2 separate regions of the Homo sapiens genome follow, and region 2 is linked to region 1. A link is a loop called in an ENCODE intact Hi-C map of the cell type or tissue named here. Cell type or tissue: ovary. All regions are shown on one strand. Each heading gives the region's core, and the rest is flanking DNA. Links, peaks and the distances in the headings are about the cores only. Region 1 has its middle 39 kb from the start of QTMAN. Region 2 overlaps QTMAN (queuosine-tRNA mannosyltransferase).

Evidence for each region. A loop is a pair of places that touch in the nucleus more often than their neighbours do. Peaks named below come from ENCODE experiments on the same cell type or tissue, not always from the same donor. Only the 100,000 strongest peaks of a DNase experiment are listed, where the experiment ranks them.
Region 2: a loop joins it to region 1, with 8 times the contacts of the local background. A loop is called at or near these places in 2 of 110 quality-filtered maps.

The regions. Positions count from the first base shown.
Region 1 is chr2:144,366,594-144,376,354 of GRCh38, reverse strand. No RefSeq gene overlaps it. Among named protein-coding and RNA genes, the nearest start is that of QTMAN, 39 kb to the right of the region's middle. RefSeq lists an enhancer at 1,978-2,027. In ovary, for the core only: no CTCF peak of the experiment used is centred there; a DNase peak (open chromatin) is centred at 3,794; H3K4me3 peaks cover 450 bases.
Region 2 is chr2:144,147,480-144,157,240 of GRCh38, reverse strand. The region is part of intron 4 of QTMAN (queuosine-tRNA mannosyltransferase); the gene reads left to right. Among named protein-coding and RNA genes, the nearest start is that of QTMAN, 180 kb to the left of the region's middle. In ovary, for the core only: no CTCF peak of the experiment used is centred there; no DNase peak of the experiment used is centred there.

The sequences.
Region 1 (9,761 bases), core at 1,814-6,813:
GGTCTCATCACCTTCTAATTCATTCCACATTTTTACGTTAGCCCAAAGTGCTCTTTTGGTACTTTTTTTACCTTCATGTCTATCTTCTCCTACAGAAACCTCCTAAACCTGTAAGATCCTTAAAGTCAGGGAATGTGTTGTCTTTGTAGTCCCACTTCTGTGACTTACTGCCACCAAGTAGATATTCAATGAATGTTCACTGAATTAATTAACGAGTACAAATTTGATCATGCTGAAGCCCTACATCAAAATCACTGTGTGGTTCTCCATAGCATCCAAAATATAGTTCATATTCCTTAGTGTGGCCTTCAGGAGTTGACCCCTCCTTGCTTTCCTTTCCATCGTCTCTCACTGTTCTTCCAATTGCATCTGCCTGGGCATACCACCCTCTATTTTCTTTCTTTCTTTCTTTCTTTCTTTCTTTCTTTCTTTCTTTCTTTCTTTCTTTCTTTCTTTCTTTTTTTCTTTCTCTTTCTTTCTTTCTTCTTTCTTTCTTCTTTTTCTTTCTTTCTTTCTTTCTTCTCTTTCTTTCTTTTCTTTCTTTCTCTCTCTCTCTTCTCTCTCTCTCCTCTCTCTCTCTCTTTTTTTTTTTTGTTGAGATGGAGTCTCACTCTGTCACCCAGGCTGGAGTGCAGCGGAGCGGTGCAATTTCAGCTCACTGCAACCTCCGCCTCCAGGTTCAAGCGATTCTTCTGCCTCAGCCTCCTGAGTAGCTGGGACTATAGGTGCCTGCCACCATGCCTGGCTAATTTTTGTATTTTTAGTAGAGACGGGGTTCCAACATATTGGCCAGGCTGGTCTTGAACTCCTGACCTTGTGATCCACCTGCCTTGGCCTCCCAAAGTGCTGGGATTACAGGCGTGACCCACCACTCCCGGCCCCTCTCTCTCTCTTTTTAAGACAGAGTCTTGCTCTGTCACCCAGACTGGAGTTCACTGGTGCAATCATAGCTCATTTCAACCTTGACTTCCTGAGCTCAAGCAATCCTCCCACCTCAGCCTCCCAAGTAGCTGGGATTACAGGTGTGCACAACCACACCCAGCTAATTAAAAAAAAAAAAAAAGAGTAGAGATGGGGGTCTCCTTATGTTGTCCAGGATGGTCTTAAACTCCTGAGCTCAAGTGATCCTCCCACCTCAGCCTCCCAAAGTGCTGGGATGGCAGGTGTGAGCCACTGCACCCAGCTCTATTTTCTTTTTGTCCATCAGAACATACCTCAAGGGTCACATCCCTAAGATGATCCTCCCTAAAACCCTAATTTTAGAAATGCCCCTTCTCTGGGCTTCTGCAAAGATCCTCTACATGCTTCATTCATGCACTTCTCCAAGGGTTCGTTTCCCAAAGACAACGTGTTCCTGAAAGGAAGACACCACGAGCGTGCCGACTCCAGTGCCCAGCTCAAAGCCTGAAACCCTAGAAGAACCAAGATAATGTGTGGGTCCTCTGGAAACAGGCTGGCGGCAGCACCTAGTTCCCCACTGAATTAGGTCATTAGCCAAGTAGAAGGACAATTCAGTGACAAGACAGAAAATAGCATGGGGAGTGAGGGATGTAAACATAAGGGACTATGGGCACACCCCAATGTAAACCAGAAATTCATAATTTAATGCACCTGAAGATGTTTAAAATGATTTACAAGGCTAGAGTGAGGCACAACGTTAACCCACATAAATTAACAATTTCGTCTCTCACATAACCACTAACTGCGTGTAGCAGCATCAGCCTCCACTGCTGACATCCAGATGCTGATTGATTTGTAAAATTAGTGAGGCAAAGAGCACCACAATCTGAGTGAGGTAGGTTAAAGGGAAATGTGAATAAACAGGTCTTCTATGTAATACTGAGTTCGAGCATAGCCGTTAAGCTATTTAAGCAATGACTCAGATAAGGAACATGAACTGTATGAAAGAGGAAGAAGCCCAAAATAATCCGGGATGCCTTTTCTTCAAATTCTCTGGAGTTTTCAATTACCTCAGTTTCCTGACAAAGCTTTGCTGATGTCAGTAATTTACGGTAACAATCAGCAAGATAAGAGCAGGTTTGTGTGGGCCAGAGGTAAATTTGGGTCTGACATGAGTAATATATCCTGCAATGAAGGACAGTGGGAGGCCTGAGAAAAGGTATGGTTTTCTATTAGCAATTTTTAAACAAAACGAAAGGCATATGCATCTATTATATGGCAGGTGATTATGCTGTCCTCATCTGTTTTTTCTCATGAAATGTAACTACTTCCTTAAGTCCTAAGTGGCTTTTTAAATTAACGACTCCACCATAGATGCTACAGAAGTTCCGCATAAGAGATAGACTAGAAGATGCACTGTGTTTGTAACTGAAATGTTTATGCCAGAACATACTCTGAGTACCCTCTGTGTTTAGAGAACTGTGCATAATTACAAAAGAGGTAGCAGATACTATTCTTGCTTTGGACAGTGTACAATTATTTAAATGAAGTTAAGACAAACAAATGGAAGGTCATAGACACAATAGCCCTTTTGCCAACAGGAATCCTCTGTAAACTAAGATATACAAATAAACTGAACTTCTTAAGTCACAGACACAATTACCAAACTTTTTTCTCCAGCTGTTGTGACAGTACCTGGTAAATTTTATCAGCCTCCTTTGTCACAGAGCATGAAGTTTACAGATCCCAAAGGCCCTAGCTGGGTTGATGGAGAACTTTGCAGTTCCTCTGGGTCAGTATCACAAGCTTCACTTCTCACTGTACAGGATTGAGTGTGCACTGAACACAGGCTTTCCTTGGAAGCTGCTTTTCTCCACTCTTGCAAAATTGGTAAGATGGACTGGTACTCTCGTGATTTTGCTTTTTTCTCATAATGCCAAGTACACCAAAACCAGAACATTTAAACCGAGGATTCTGGTATAGTTTCCTTGTCAATCAAATGAGAGGTTGTAAAGGATTCTTAGATTCCTTCCCAAAAAGTCCATGATACGGGGCAGATTCTGTTTAAGAGCACTTTCTTTGTTTAACACAAAAGAAGTTCTTAGAGTTGTGAAGTAAGAGCCTAGGCTTTCTAGTGAAAAGACCTGGTTGGAGTCCCAGCTCTGTCCCTCCCTAGCTGTATGACCTTGGCTAAGTTACATCCTTAAACCTCAATTTACTTATCTTTAAAATAGGAGCAATATCAATAACTATTTCCCAAGATGGTTGTGAGAATCAAATGAGACAATATATGGCAAATAGTTTGCAAATAGCCAGCATCCCAGGCACTTGTTATGGGGCAAAAGTATTGAGAGTTCATTTATTTCATTGATTCTCCTCTGACTTCCTCCCACAGTTGTCCTTTCTTTCTTCCCTTTTGGGTTTGAGGGAAGCTGCCCTTTGATAACCTACTCCTATAGTTAGGTCCACAGAGAGTTCTCTAAAAGGAACACAATCATTTCAGTACATAGAAATTTTCCAGCATGTAATTTTTCGGGGGCCAGGACAGTCTCAATTTTCATCCTCAAAGAGACCCTTTGTTTCCTGGTGGGCGTTAGCCTAGGATTGCTCAAAGGGGAAGGAATGCTTGACAATTATCAGTCCAAGGAAGAGCCTCAGAGCATGAGAAATGAGGAGGTTGTTCTGCGTGATTCTAGGTATGTGGTTGCTGTACCACTCTAAGCAGATAATCCAGAGTGATAATGAAGTAGTCACAGGGTGAAGCTTCGTATGGGAGGCAGCCGAGGCAGGGCTCACAAATTGAACCTTCCGTTAGCCTTTTTGCATATTTTAAAGAGAGACTTTTAAATCGTGAGATAGCCTTGCCTGGCAGATTCATCGGCCCATATGGGGACCTGTTACGTAACTCGGGAGGCTCAGGAGGGGAAGCTGCTAGAGATGAAAGCTGAAGATCCAAATAGCAGGAAAAGGTTTTTAGTTTATGATTACTGTTTTCCTTCAGCTAATTTTAATTCTGATGAACACAAGGTTTTCTTTAGTACTTTTTGTTCCTCAAATCTTTTTTTTTTTCAGCTGTATTGTTCAGCCAAATATTTCTGAAGCCTCTGTGAAAACAACACTATGATAGCTCATGTAAACAAGTTTCCATGAAAATTGGCTTGAAAAATATATGTAGATGGCAACCTGAAAGACCATTCCCACTGTAAAAATGAAAAGATTTGATTGATTAACAGATAGATAGAAAGAATATTAAGGTTTACAGTTAATCAAAATGGATTAGAATTATGTTAACTCTTACCTTCCTGTTTACTTACTTTTTATTCCTCTAATAACCTAATAGGTGGTATGTCTTGATATATTTTTATACTCTAATGGCAGGATACATCTCCAGTCAAACTTTTTAAAAAGGTCATTTGTAAACAAATAATTACTGATTACCAGTAAATGCCAGTCATTGTGCTAGACAACAGGAATAGATGTGGAATAATATGTGGAAGTCCATATGCAAACAGATTATTACAGGAGGAGCAGAGAGGAAGCAGCCTTGAGTTGCTCTATGAGATCTCTGCCTAGGGGACCTAGGGCAGCTTTCAGAGAAAAGGGGTTATTTGAAGAAGAATCATGGGAGTTTATTTATCAGGTTGAAAACAGAGAGCAATGCTCAAAGGCGTGGAAACGTGAGGAGTGGGGCATGCTAAGAAAATGATGAGCTCACGAGATTCCTTGACTTTTAGCTATAAACGCCTTTGAAGGGGACCAAAAATTGACTTTATATTTAAACTATAAAATAAAAAATCCATACTATGATAAATTAAATTATATCTACACTCATCAGTATTAATTACTTATTTCTCACAATTGTTAATTAAGAACTCAGAGCAAATAGCAATATTAGGCATGACCTATGTTGCTAATGTACAGCCTCCTTGCATCATAGGGGGAAGAGGAAAGAAAACCACTTGAGTCGCCCTCTGCCCAATATAGGTAAATATGGCTGGAATGTAACCATACACGAGGCAAGTGCCTGATTGATAGGTCATTGCCACTTGGACTTTGACCTTTCACCTAAAAAAAACACCTTCTAGTGACATCCAGATGTAAATGCTTGACCATTAGCAAGCAGTTAAGACTGAATCCTTATTTCCCATAAGCTATGTATAAATGGGAAACTTATGAGGATATTTCATCTCATTATTGCAAACAACATGAAAGAAATTTGAGGAAATAATTTAAGCAATTTAATAAAGTTTTTATTCTATCTCCCATTCCTGAAAGTGGTATTTCAAAGTTAGCCTTTCTAACAGGAAATAGAATAGCTTGACAAAAGAAACCACAACTTTATCTAAACAGGCAGCATATTTGTGTGGTGTGGAGTGATACATATGTTCACTGCCCTTTACTGGTTAAACTGTATTTCATTATCGTCTCCTTATTTCCACTTCTAATTCTGGCAGAACTATTTCCTATAAACGGGTCAGCTCTCTAGCTGTTTTGAACATAAGCATTCTTTTAAAATGCCTGATCCCAACTTTATTAAGCAGTGTTTTCCCTCATTCTTAATTTTAGCCCCTCAGGCACACACTTAACAGGTCTTCTGCCATAAATGGGGAGAAAAATAAATTTATTACCAATTCCAATTGCATCATGTATAAGGATATTTATGCCATCTGTGGTTTAACAAAATAACTGCTTCGATTAGAAATATCTATTTTATATTATCGTAGTGTAATGATCCTGTAGAGTTGATCATTATAACATTGTATGAGACTACAGAATGAACACATCCTCCCAAATCAACATTATTTTTTAATCTAATTCATTTTATTAAAAGGTGCTATAATTGGTCAATGTAAAGAATGGATATTTGCATGTTCTTTCATATTACCTTATTTGGTTTTAGTTTAACCTTTACCGGAGTGTAATCTTCTCTGTATTGGCTTAGATCTGTTGAGGCTCCGTAGGTGTCATAGTGTTCCAGAGTGCTGAATCGCATGATGTGGATACTGAACAATTTTAGATAATGGACACCAGTGAAAGTGGCATTAGCCAGGAAACTATATCCAGATGCCTTTGGCAAAGTCCAAAGTCAAAGATAAAGCAATGCATTGTCCTCAGCTGCTTCTTCTCCTTCCTCTTCTTCTCTTTCCCCCTTCTCCTCCTTTGTTTTCTTTTCCTTTTCTTCAATATGGACTAAAGATGGACCAATTACTCTTTCAGGGTACTATTCTTTTCATCTGAAAACTTCAGCTAGGAAAAAGTACCATCAGGATACCTTTATATGATAAGGAAGTCCCCAGTACAGAAGGTTTTGAGAAAACCAGGCTTTGTATGCTTTGTTCTTAAGAAACCAACATCACCAGGACACAATGAGTAAGAGCTACTCTCCATCTCAAAGTTCTGTGTTCTCAAATTTAAGAATGTACCTGGCAGGAATATCCTGAGGGCTTAGGAATGTAAAGAATTATCTTACATTCTAAGACTGGATTAACATGTAACATCCAGCTTAGTTACTTCCTTAAAAAATAAAAAGCTATCCTTATTTTTAAAATAATTTTTTTCAATTTTCCTTCTCCTTCCAAATAAAGGTATAAATACTATTTCAGATTTTCTTTTAGATATAATTTGAGGCAGTAAAGATATACTAAAGTTATTAGAGGTGTCAGAGAATCAGTGTTTTGATGAAAGAGTGAGTTTAAAGTCAAGGTTAAAGAGTGTTCCTTTCAGATCCCTCTTAGAGCCAGACCTTTAGACCAAGGCCTAAAGTTAAAACAGAGAAAGGAGAGAAAGAGAGAGAGAGAGAGAGGGAGAGAGAGAGAGAGAGGGAGAGAGAGAGAGAGAGAGAGTTCAATTTCTTTAATTTTAACAGGGGTGGGTGCAGAGGTGTATAAATGGGCAGATACAGCACAGTGGGGCCACAGGATCCAACAGAGCTTGCAGGTGATCTATTCTCTGTGGGACTCAGATGCCTCAGTTGAGAACTGCAGCTAGTGAAGAACCAAGCTAGTGAAGAGGTCACTGGTCTGGAATCAGTGGTCTAGATCAGAGCTCTCAGATGACAAGAGAAGCCTAGGCCTCTTCCATTATATTAAAATTTGGACAAAATATGCCAAAACAGGATTTATACAAATTTTAATATTTTAAAATTGTTTATAAACTAATGTTTGTAACACTCACATATATAAAATGACTATATTATGATCTCATTTAGTTAAACGTGTGAAAGGTCTAAATTTAAGGAAGCAAAAGAATGATAAGCTCTGGCCAATCATGATTCACTCCCTGGAGTGGGATCCATCCCATTTTAACCATATGGCTGGGAATAGGGGTGAGATATTTTCTGGGAAAAATTAGGTTACTGTGAGGAGAAGTGGGGATAGACACTGAGGAGGCAATTACAGATTCATATGATTATACTTACGGTAGAACTATTTTGCTCCTTTCAAGAAAGAAACATTAAAAAATATAATATCCCAGCCTCCAGAAATAGCAGCTACAACCTGAGAAGATGTTCTTTCCAAAAATGTGAAGCCAGGAGTAGATTTATGGTATCTAATGATTCTCCACATTTGTGTGTGTGTGTGTGTCAGGACACCCATGTTGCACAGGATAACTATGTAGAAGGCATTTACCATACCCTAGTAAGTTAGGTTACAGGTCATATGAAATTGCTGGCATTTCTTTCGCACCCAAGGCTTTGCTTTATACTGGAAGGCAAGTGAGTCAAAGTGAGGATTTCCACCCCCTCCTTTATAAACTAAAAATAGTATTGTCAAACTCCAATATTTAACTCTTATAGATAATGGATACCTTTTGCTCTGGTTCATAATTGATTGAAACACATCAAGATGCTTCTCCACAGTGGTGAAGAACTGCTGCTCTAGAGTCAAGCTTCTCTAGGCCTGAGCAGGTTGTGGTATACTAGGATGTTTTTTGCTGGGTCACAGAACTTCAAGAATTGGTTAGGAGTTCTCTTAAGAGTAAAAATATCCCAAACTGAAAAGAAATTCTCCCTAAAACATGGAGAAAAGAGCATAGGTTTTAGAGTCACAAGGACATAGATCTCAATCTCAAGCCTGCCTCAAACTTATGTGCAGATTTGAGCAATTTTTTTGCCTTCTTGGGCCTTAGTATCCTCATCTAGATTGATGGTGCATGGATTAAATAATGTCAGATATGTTGGTAATAGGCACGCAATAAATAAACATGAGCTCTGACCCCTGTTTTGGGGTCTAAGTATCTCACAAACTAGCTCATATCTCTGGTAGAAACTGCTTGCAACAAATTATTTCACATAGGAGTTAACAGATGCTGCTGTTTTCCTCCCCAACAGCTCTTCCCCATTTCTTCCTATGGCCAGAATCCTGATGTTGTTCAAGTAGGAGACCGCAGGGAGCTAATTTAAGGAGACTTTTCAAAAGGTAGAACTCTGTTCTACTCCAAGTGGATGAACTGTGAGTGGTCTAAGCCAATCACAGTGCATGATAATTCCATTCGCCAGATGCCAGTGACATAGGGGTAACCCTTTCAAGCCATCAAAAGGAAAGGGAAAGTATTCTGAAAGACCTCTTGGAAAAATTTCCTCTCTGATAAAAGGAGAAAGATGTGTAACAAAACCCTCCCTAGCCTCTTTTTTCCTACCTTTGAAATAAGTTCTGGGAAGACAAGATTACTTAGATATGAAGCATCCATCTGGCAACCATGAGACACTCAGGAAGAAAGAACAAAGGATGCCAAGAGCCCACGTCCTTGATTATATTGTTTGGGCACCACACCAACTTTGAAACTATCTTCCCCCAGACCTCCTGTCATATCATCTCATTTAACCTTACTCTTGAAGCCACTTTTAGTTGGTTATTCTGTTACTTGCAGCCAAAAGCATCCTAAATGACACAGAGGCCTTTGCCAGTTTTGAATTAAACATTTCAAACTCATTTAGACTACAACAAAAGTTTTTAAACCATTGAGACATTGAGGTTACTTTCTTTGATGCTGGACGTATATAGAATTCCATTGCCTTTATCATCCATATGTATTTACATATGTATTTCAATAAGCATTTATTGAAGGCCTCCAATGTGCAAGACACCGGGATAAGCATCGCAGGGAGAAAGGAGGCTACAAAAATGAATGAAACCTGGATTCTGTCCTAAAGGAAACTTACAGCACAGTTGGATAGATAAGGAACAATAAAACAAAAGCAATATCCATAGTTCTGGCCTTAAAAGGAAGCTGGAATCCACCTCTGTAAATCACTAACACATGCACCTATCACATTTTACATTTTATTTTTATATGCCCAGAAACTTGAGCTAAAAGTGGAACAAAAAGGAAAAAAAAAGAATGAGGTAGTAGAATAAAATAAGAGACATTGAACAAAAGCGGCTGAATCACACTGTCACACTCAACTACTAAAGTTGGAATATGGGGGCAAATGTGATTGATGCCTTTAGCTTGGGGCCTCTGGAAAAAAGACAGTGAGAAAGGCAGTTTGCTCTACCTGGCTCTCTTTCAGCTCAGGAGTTGGAAAGCCAATACTGAACTGGATTTCTAGGTTCTCTGGCTTTAGTACAAAATAATAAATAAGACTCTGGCAAATTGTGTTAGATTCTTGTACTGGGTCAGCAATTACTATGTGTGAGAGTGCTTCAAAACGACAATCCTCTATACAACACTCCAAATGACTTTTCATATGTAGAAATATGATGCACTTTGTTCTTTGGTGTTTAAAGCTTAACTAGACAGAAATGATTCTTCATCATTTACAAAATAGCTAGAGTAAGCCCAAGACAACTCCCCAAAGTGGAATAAAATTCAGGATTAAAAGGCAGCATGTTGGCCGGGCGTGGTGGCTCACGCCTGTA
Region 2 (9,761 bases), core at 1,935-6,934, 220 kb after region 1:
TGCATATTTATACCAAAAGTTCAAGTACTTTGTCTACGTTGTGTGGAGAGAAGGGATGAAACAGAAAATAAACAAACACTGTAAATAAAGTTTTTCAAACTTTTTTTCTTGGTGAGTAAACTTTCCCCCATGTAACTAGAGAGCATTTTCATTGAAACGTCTAACTTGAAAAAGTTGCTTTTACTATTGGAATCATGAGTCCAGGCTCACAAGCAGCAACTGTGACTTTCTTTTTATTACTGATTTCACACTGGTTCTATTTTTGCCTCTTACTGGCTAACGTGGGGCAGATGACCTCATTTTCTGCTCTTCAGTCACCTGGTAAAGAAGTGTGGCCTAGGAAATTTTAAGGTCCTTCTTTCTGTAGTGTTAGATGAGTCCTACATATCATGTTTCATGCTAGGTGAGACCCAGAAAAGTGTGTCTCAGAAAGTTAGCATGTGATGTAGGTTGTGTTGAATGACTCCAGTACTTCATTTTAGATAATCTAATATATAACTTAAAGAGGGCAGTTGTGATCAACGGAAGCATTTTTTTTGTTTGTTTTTTGAAAACCAATGTTTTTGTTTGTTAAATTTAGCTGTGTACAGAATTTTTAATTTTTGTTTTACTCCATTTGATCTTTAAAAAAGTGGCTTTTAAATGTTTCCCCTCTGTGATATATGGGGTAATTAATATTAAAATGAGAATTCTCACACACAGGATTTAGCAAATCAGTGTTTGTGAAAAGTCTTACCTTTAAAATAAGTGTATAAAGGACCAGGACTCAGTCCTAAGACTCACCTTTGATTCTTTTTCTGTTGCAGATGTACAACATTATTAAACATTTCACTCTCTCTCAAACATTTCTTGAATGCCTACTGTACATAGTACAGTTTGCTAGTTTTGATGTTTATAATTAATTATTCAGTGGTACCCTTGTAATTAAATAGCAAAACATTGGGGATACTAAGTTATTTGTGGGGAGGTATTTCTCCAAATGGTATATTAAGCACCAAATTTAAGGAGGATTTCAAAGAACTGTCGTGAACTTGCCAAAACAAACATTGGAGGAATAATCAAAACACAGACATAATTTCTATGAGAAGCATAACAAATCAAATGATAAAACGAGTAACTCAATAGAGTAAAGCAAACTGGGAAGCAAACTTGAAGCAAATACTCATAAGCACCAAAAAAATTAGATGTTATTACTGATTACTGAAAGACTGAATATTTAGGATATATTTTATTTTGATAGTTTTATCAGTAGATAGGACTCAGTAGAAATAGCAAGTCCCTATATTTTTCCTGGTTAGCTTATTTGTTATTTGGGCACAAAATACTTTTTTTTTTTTCATGGTTGTCAGGAACAGCTTAGTTGTCACGAAGCAGATATTATTATTGTTATTGTCATGATTACTTTAATTATTATAGTGTCATAATATTCAAGCCTAAATCATGATACTGTCCAAAAGCCACTCTGTACTTGCCTGTGGTTTGTTTCTCAGGCTTGCGCCTCAAGAGAGTTTTCTGAATTTACTTGTGGATAGTGCTCTGGCTTGACTGGTCAGTAGGTCCTTAAATGTGTATAATTTTAGACTACACTGATAGGGTCGGATTGCAGTGATGATAGAACTTACATCCATTACCTTGGGTCTCCAGTCTTCAAACTTTATAGTATTTAGAAGGGAACTCCAGAGACTCATGAGTGGCATGAAATAAAGGGCAAAGAACATTCCAATGTAAAATGATATGCTGCTTTTAAGGAATAGTCTTGTACGATAGATTAATCATGAGATGAATTATAAATATTTCACATACTAATTATATTAGTTTATGGTGATAAAACACCATATGAAGTGTTCCCAGCACACTCAGCAAGTTAGATGCTCTTTGCATGTTAATTGACTTACTTCTTCAAGGCTAATGATCATGAATCCCTGAAGGTGACAAAAATTATTATCAAGATATTGTACATTGCTGATCTTTGTACCAGGTTGACATCTACCTTTCCTCTTGAGTTCCTTTTGTTTGGATCCTGTCTTGAATACTTTACGATGGTGAAGCAGAGAACAGTGCCTGAAATACTATTAGGGACCCCAGGAAAAACTAATGAGCTCAATAAAAAATGACATCAAATAACACATCATAGAATCGTGTTGGGTGTTCACATCCATGGGGCATGGGGAATGTAAGCACCCATGGGCATGGATGCTTCCCAGCTTGTTTTAATGGTAGGAGTGAATATTGTATTGAACACTTCTGTATAAATGGAAAGTTAACCAGTTTTATTTTCTCACAGTCGTTGAGGGAATGAATGATCCATTCACTCCATTTATTCATTCACTTATTTGAAAATATTTGTTAAGCACGTGGCTAGGATGGGGAATAAGACAGATGTAGGACCTGTCCTAATGGAACTTTAAAATCCAGAGTGATAGCTGCCAAGTTAGGAAAACTCTAGGATACTAAAGAAAAGAACAGCAGATCTAATTTATCTTATCAAGGAATATATACTTCAGTGTGAAGAAACGGGATAATATATTAAATATTGGAGAACCACATAGAATAGTTATGTAAAATTATATAACAGACTAGATCCCACATTTTTAACAAACATATTTGGTGATCAGGCAAGTTCTTTATTTAAATCAACTCTCCAGTGTATTTCCTCTCATTACCCTATTATCTGTAATCTTCAGTTACCTACTGGGCACTCTACTTATATTCAGTATTTGCAAAACATGTCTCTTTATTTCTCCTCCAAACCAGGATTTTTTTCCTCTTGTGTTAAGGAGTATTACACCATCACTATCTGATTATGTAAGCTAGAAACCTTTAGCCTCTTACTTTTAATAACCAAGCCGGACATTTCTTTCATCACCCTTAATGTTAGCCACTCTCTCTATTCCAGTGCCCTGACCTCCTCCTTGTTATTCCAGGAGGCTCGCTCCTGCATGTTATTTAGGATGCTTCCTAGAGTGCATCTCCTTAGGAAAGCCTTTACTGATGGTCATTACCTCTCCACAATTTGTATAGCCAGAGCAGTCTGGCCACTCAGTAAATATGTGATGGATAAAGGGTTGAAATAAAACTATTCACTTTTGTATAGTTCTTCTTTGTACCACTTATATTCTTTTATATTTCCAACACAGATTCTAATAAGTACAATTAACACAAAAACACTGAGTCACATACTAATCTTAAGATGATTCAAAATCAGTGTGGAGTAAGTGAAAAAGTAGAGGCTTTAGGCCCAGATCAACTTGAATTTGAAACTCATCTTTACCTCTTAGTAACTGCTGTTGTCTCAGCATTTAACCAAACCTCTTGTGCTTTAATTTCTTAACCAGTAAAATGAGGATAATAAGTCGTATCTCTTAGGGGTGGTGGTAGTGATGTGTGTAGAGAACCTTGCACGATACGTGGTTTTCTATCTTCCTTTAAAATATTACCATCAACATTACAATATTATGGTGATTAAAGGATTCCATTATCAAAAAGTGATCATGGAAAGCCATGGATTTAAATGAACTGTTTTGTTTTTGTTTTTGTTTTTGTTTTCTTTGAGACGGAGTCTCTCTCTGTCGCCCAGGCTGGAGTGCAGTGGTGCGATCTCGGCTCACTGCAAGCTGTGCCTCCTGGGTTCACGCCATTCTCCTGCCTCAGCCTCCCAAGTAACTGGGACTACAGGCACCTGCCACCATGCCTGGCAAATTTTTTCGTATTTTTAGTGTTAGCCAAGATGGTCTCGATCTCCTGACCTCGTGATCCGCCCGCCTCAGCCTCCCAGAGTGCTGGGATTACAGGCATGAGCCACCGTGCCCAGCCTAAAGGAACTGGTTTTATATCTTCTGTATTTGGTTATATTTAGAGTAATCTTCCTTATTTTGAGAATAATAGTGATTTATAGTGGTACTTTATTTATTTCTTTATCTTCTCACTTTACAACCATCTTTTTCTTGGCCAATAAGCATTAAAAACTGAGTTAATTAAGAATAAGAAAAAATAAAAGATTGTTAGTATAATAATGAACATGCAGTGAGTCACCAAATTGCTGAAAGATAAAGTACAAACTTCTTATCCTGCATCTGGATACTTCTGGGTCTGAGGAGGGCCACCGTTTCAGTTTTATCTGATTATTCATTTTTTTCCAAACGCTAACTGCTAGCCCTCTCTGACTAATTCAAATAGCACTGATCCTTTTAGTCCCGAGAACTCAGGACCTGGGCCTCTTCTGCCACCCCTGATAATTCTGAGACTTCCTGGTTTTTCACTGCTCTTAGTTCTCTTTTCTTCCACTGAGTGGCCATAGCACTTAGTGCCTCTGCCTTCATTCGTAATCAATCTCACACTGCTTTGTGACATTTCTTGTGCAGGAGAGAGCAGTTACTTATCTTTTTTATTGTTATTTAATGTTTCCTGTATTTACGGCTTATTTCACCAATTATATTGTCAGTTCTTTTAGAACGGGGTGATATCTTATACTTCTTAAATTGCCAAGTCAAAAGATTTTACAGTGTTCTGATTTGTTGACTTATTGATAGAATGTCTAAAAACAGATATATCTACAAATGTTCTGGTTCATATTACCTTGGACCTTGTAAGAATACTCTTAATAATGAACTCCAGTCCCAAAAGAAATAAACACATACATGAAAAAATGTTTAAATGTATGCAATAAAAATTTCAATGTATTTATAGATTTTTTAAAATAGTAGGCTCACCCTCTCTTCTTGTATCTTCCTTTCTTGTTAGAAACATAATTACAAAGTGTCTTTTATGGATTAAGCACTGTGCCAGATACCAAGAGTTAAAAGACTCAGCGTTTGCAGGAATAATTTAAGAGACACCTGAATTTAAGTGACACCTTTAGCTAAAGAAGCTCAATAGGCATTATGGAATTTGTTTCCTTAAACATCCGTAAGACAGTTCAGAGTGCTGATGATGGCAGCAAGGATAGATGTTAAGAAAACAGCCTTATGTTGGAGATACTGCTCAGTGGCAGGTTGTGCCTACAGTCTTTGATTCCCTACCTTCTTGACAGGTGTTCTGTATATAGTGCTTTTTTGTATACAGTGCTCTCCTGGCCATCGTGATAAGCACAGGAAAGGAAAATTACATGATGGAAGAAAGTAAAACTGTCCGATTGATGCCACATGATGAGACAGCTTTTGGGAAACTGGCTACTCTATTTATAAACAGCCTGTAAATTACCACCACAAGAACCTGGGAGATTAAATGACTGTGTTTCCTTTTCCTTCAGATAAGACTTCCATCTTGTATTTTTAATTGTTTCAGCAAAGGGAAACATTTTGTTAGGCAGTGTTCTTGTAAGTTTTTGAATATCCATAGCATTTAAACATGCAGTAGAAATGGTCCAATTAAGATTAAGTAGCTGACAACTAAAGCAAATTGTGTTAAAATGAATTTTGTATATTGATGATTAATGAATATTAGAACTCAGTTATCTCTCTACACAAGTTTTATGAATTAAAAAATATGTTGAAACCAAAGACTTTTGAAATGCTTGGGAGTAATTTTCATTTATGTGTGTATGTATCATTGAGTTTCTGTTGTAATTAAAACTCTGTCAAGGTGCTTTGGAAGTGATAAAGGGAAGAAAGCAATAGCTGTCCTCTCTTTCGCTTCTCATATCCAGTTTTATCAGCAAACCCTGACAGTTATCAGTACACCCAGTCAGGCCACTTGGTAACACTCTCACAATATTAGCATCTTAGCCCAAGACAGTGTCATTTTTTTTCTTCTTGCTGTCTTCTTCCACTCATGACTCCTTGCAGTCTGCTTTCCATATGGTAGTCAGAGTAAAGTTTTCTGGTATTAAAAAGTAATTTAAATATGCATGAATTACATAAACAAAAGAAATATAAGAGATTAATACAGAGAAGATTTCAAAACTTTATGGACATGAGTATAAAAATCATGCCCTAGTTGGAGATATTATGACTTACCATATCATGAAGCGTAATAAAAAATCATACCTTTTAGAAATAATTTTTAACATGGCAAAACAACATGGTGTTAAAAGCAAGAAATGAAAGTATGCAATAATGTATTTCTGTTACAAAGTGGAAAGAATAAAATAAAATATACCTAATGTACATATAAGATTTTGTCACTTCCCTGCTTAAAATCCTTCCAGCTCTTCCTATTGTTCTTACCACAAAACCAAGATTATTTTCATGTCTTACCTTTGAATCTTCACCCTTATTTTTGGCCACTCTCCCATTGGCTCCAACCTCCTTGGTCTTCGTTCAGTTCCTCAACCTGTCATTCTTCTTCTTGCCTCAGCTACTTTGTTTTCCATTTTATGTCTGTAATTTAGCATAGTGCCTTGCAAATAATAGGTGCTCAGCACATGCTTAGAGCACCAAAATGCAAATAGTAGCTATCTCTCTTTGGAATAGTTATGGGTGATATTCACTTTATTTGTATTTTTTGTGCTTAAAACATTTTCCATAGTGAATGTGTATTTTCTAATTCTCAGAAGGAAAAGAAAAAATAATGCCATTCCAGAACTGGAGAGCTGGGTAGGTGAAATTCATCTAGGCAGGAGGAACATGGAAATTAGGTTATCACAAGCGGGTCAAGGGTCTGTTCAGGAAAATCAGTTAAGCAGGTAATTGTATTCAGGAAACATGGGTGTCAGGTTAGGGAAAGCTGGTTCATCCAGAACTGTGCTTTCCAATACAGTAGCCACTAACCACATATGGCTAGTCGATTTAAATTTAAATTTAATCAAATTAAATTTAAAAGTTAGTTCCTCAGGAGTACTAGCTACATTTCAAGTGCTCGATAGCCATATGTAGCTAGTCATATGTGGACAGTACAGATATAGAACATTTTCATCATCATAGAAAATACTGCATCACAGAAAATACAGGATCCTAGAGAGTAGATATCAAGGAACAGGAATGCATGAGAGGGAAGAAAAGAACCAAGGCTTAGGTAATGAGTCTTAGCAACATGAATCTAGACCAGGAGTTTAGGTATTGAGCAAAGTGACACAGCTAGAAGAATTTACTCTTTTGTCAAAGGCCTCCTGAAGCCATGCAAGAAATTGTGTATGAGTGGTAACACAGCCCAAACTGGTGTCTGTGTTAAATTGTATACACTATCTCATTATGTCATAAATAGCTTCAGGAGAGGAGAGGGGCCTACTGAAAAGATTTCATGGGGCAAGAGTGAGGTGACCTAGCCCATGAAGAATCATTACTAAAATGTATGGGCAGTGGCTGGAATATTGAATGCCTGCCTTCTGTTACTCATTTCACTTCCCTTCTGTACCATTTAAGATATAAAAGTGTGCATCTTAATGGTAATGGTCACACTACTACTGCCCTTAGGTATATTTCAGCTTTTCTTTTTACATATTAAGTAAATAGGGTAAAAGGCAAACAACTGATTTATTTAAATTGAGCAGAAAATAATAAAATCTTTAATCTCGAATTTCATTGTGTTTAACTGTTTCGGATTCTTTAAACATATATGACTTGAAATGTAGATACAATGTGTATTGGAAACAATCGAAACGTGTACAGGTCCTTTTCCCAAATACATGGAATGGTGTTAATGTGCTTGCAGCATAGAGCCGTTTTGGTTAGATGATTATAGTAGCAGCTTACTTGTACTTTTGGTGAAATGGTAAGCTAATGATGTAGCTGTTAATTTGAATTTAGCAGACATTTTAAATATAGGTTTCTCTTACAGAGACAAAAGTTGCAATTTAAAGCTCTTTGGTGGTCTAAAAACAGCTTAATTCTGTAGTAGCATGGTAATAAGTACTAATCCAGCTTATACAGTGATTGTAGTATGTCATGTTTGTGAAAGATTGCTCAACTGCTTTCTCTGGGTTTTATGTTAATTTAAAAATATTAAACATAAAACCTTATAACATCTTCATGCTGAGATAAACTGTTCAATTTAACTTGTGCTCAAGCAGCAGCTGTCAGGAATTATCTTGTTCCTAGTGGTTTTTGCTATCACCTTGTGTCCTTTCCTGCTAGAGACACACTGTGGGATGATAAAATGCACCTTGTTAGGATTTATTGGTTAAATAATACCTGAGGCAGGATGAGCATTTGTAGCCCAGGGATTAGCTGCTGATCAAGTGATGTCATTCATTGTATTATTATCAATTTTTAAAAATTGATAGTAGGGAGCAGAGTAAAAATTGCCTATGGATCACCTGCATTCCTTTTGTGGGCATATTCATTACTTCTTTTTGGGTGTTGTTGAGCTAAATATTTGAGAAATTGCTTATTGACCACTTTACCGTTTTACGAGCAAGAAAAGCAAAGAGATGATGGAGATAATTTCCACTATTTAAAACTAGTGAGGGCTATTTCAAGATTAATTATACAAATACAGTGAATTTTCTTTTAATGATTAAACAAACTGAAAGAAGTGTTGGCGTGGGCAGTCTCAAATGGGGAATATTATGAAAATTATTGTTGTTTCTCATATGAATATATTGCCTTCTTTTATTTGGGAGGTTTTCTTTGGAAGGCTGAACTTTAGGGTTGAATTCTTTGGTTACGGATAAGCTGGTGGGTAGGGGGACATGTGGTAGAAATAGAGTGAAGGGCTCCTTTCGGTTAAACATTAGCTATAGATAGTCCACCCTGAGGATAATCCTCATGTAGAAATTAACAGTTGGAATATGGCTAGAAATACAGATATGATGGGTTTATTGTTTATGGAATATAGAATTTTTTCTTCTACTTACTGCCATTTAATGCCTGTTACTTCAAATGTATAGTTTTATAAATGTATAACTTACCCAAAATTTGCAGTACGACAATGCCTTGCTCCATGAAATCTGTTTGATAGACTCTCCCCATCCCCTGAAGCTATGAATTACTACACACCTGTTCACATAGATTAATCAACTGTTAATGTGTTTGCACATTTTTTATTTTTCTCTCTCTGTAAATATATACATATTAATATTTATTATTAGTAGTAGCATTTGGCTGAACTATTTAATAATTTATTGCAGACATCATGGCATTTCACATCTAAATAATTTGACATGAATCTCCTAACAATAGGAATATTCTCCTACATAACTGCAATAAAATTATTGTATTTAAGAAATTAAAGATTGATAAAAACTTGCAGTCTTATAATTAGCCCATATTCAAATTTTTCCTATTGTCCTAATAATGTCCTTAATAGGTGTTCTTTTCCCTTCCAGTGTCCACTAAAGGATCATATACTGGATTTTGTTTTGAGTGTCTTTATTTCCTTTAGTCTAGATTTTTTTCTTTTATGACATGACATTTTTGGAGATCCAGCAAATTATTTTGCAGAATATTTGTCTGGTTATTCCTTACCAAATTCAGCTTAGGCATTTTTGGCAGGAATACTATACTGATGATTTGTATCTTTCTCAGTGTATCACATTTGGAAATACATAATATCACTTTGTCCCATTATTGGTCACAGTAAGTTTGATCACTTGATTACATTGGTTTCTACCAGATTTCCCCATCATAAAAGGTATATTTTTTGTAATTAATAACTCATATGAAGGCTACTTTTAATGCATTTTTCTGCCTTGTGTGTGAAAAACATTATGCTTGCCCAGGTGATAATGATTAAGAATGGGCGTCATTGCTTGCAATAGTATGTATGGTCAGGGATGGGCATAGTAAGAAAGAATAGAAGGAGAGGAGGATTACGCAATAACTAGACCTAGAAGTTGCCATGTATTCCCTTTTAAGGAAAATATTGTTTGAAATTAATATTTTGTT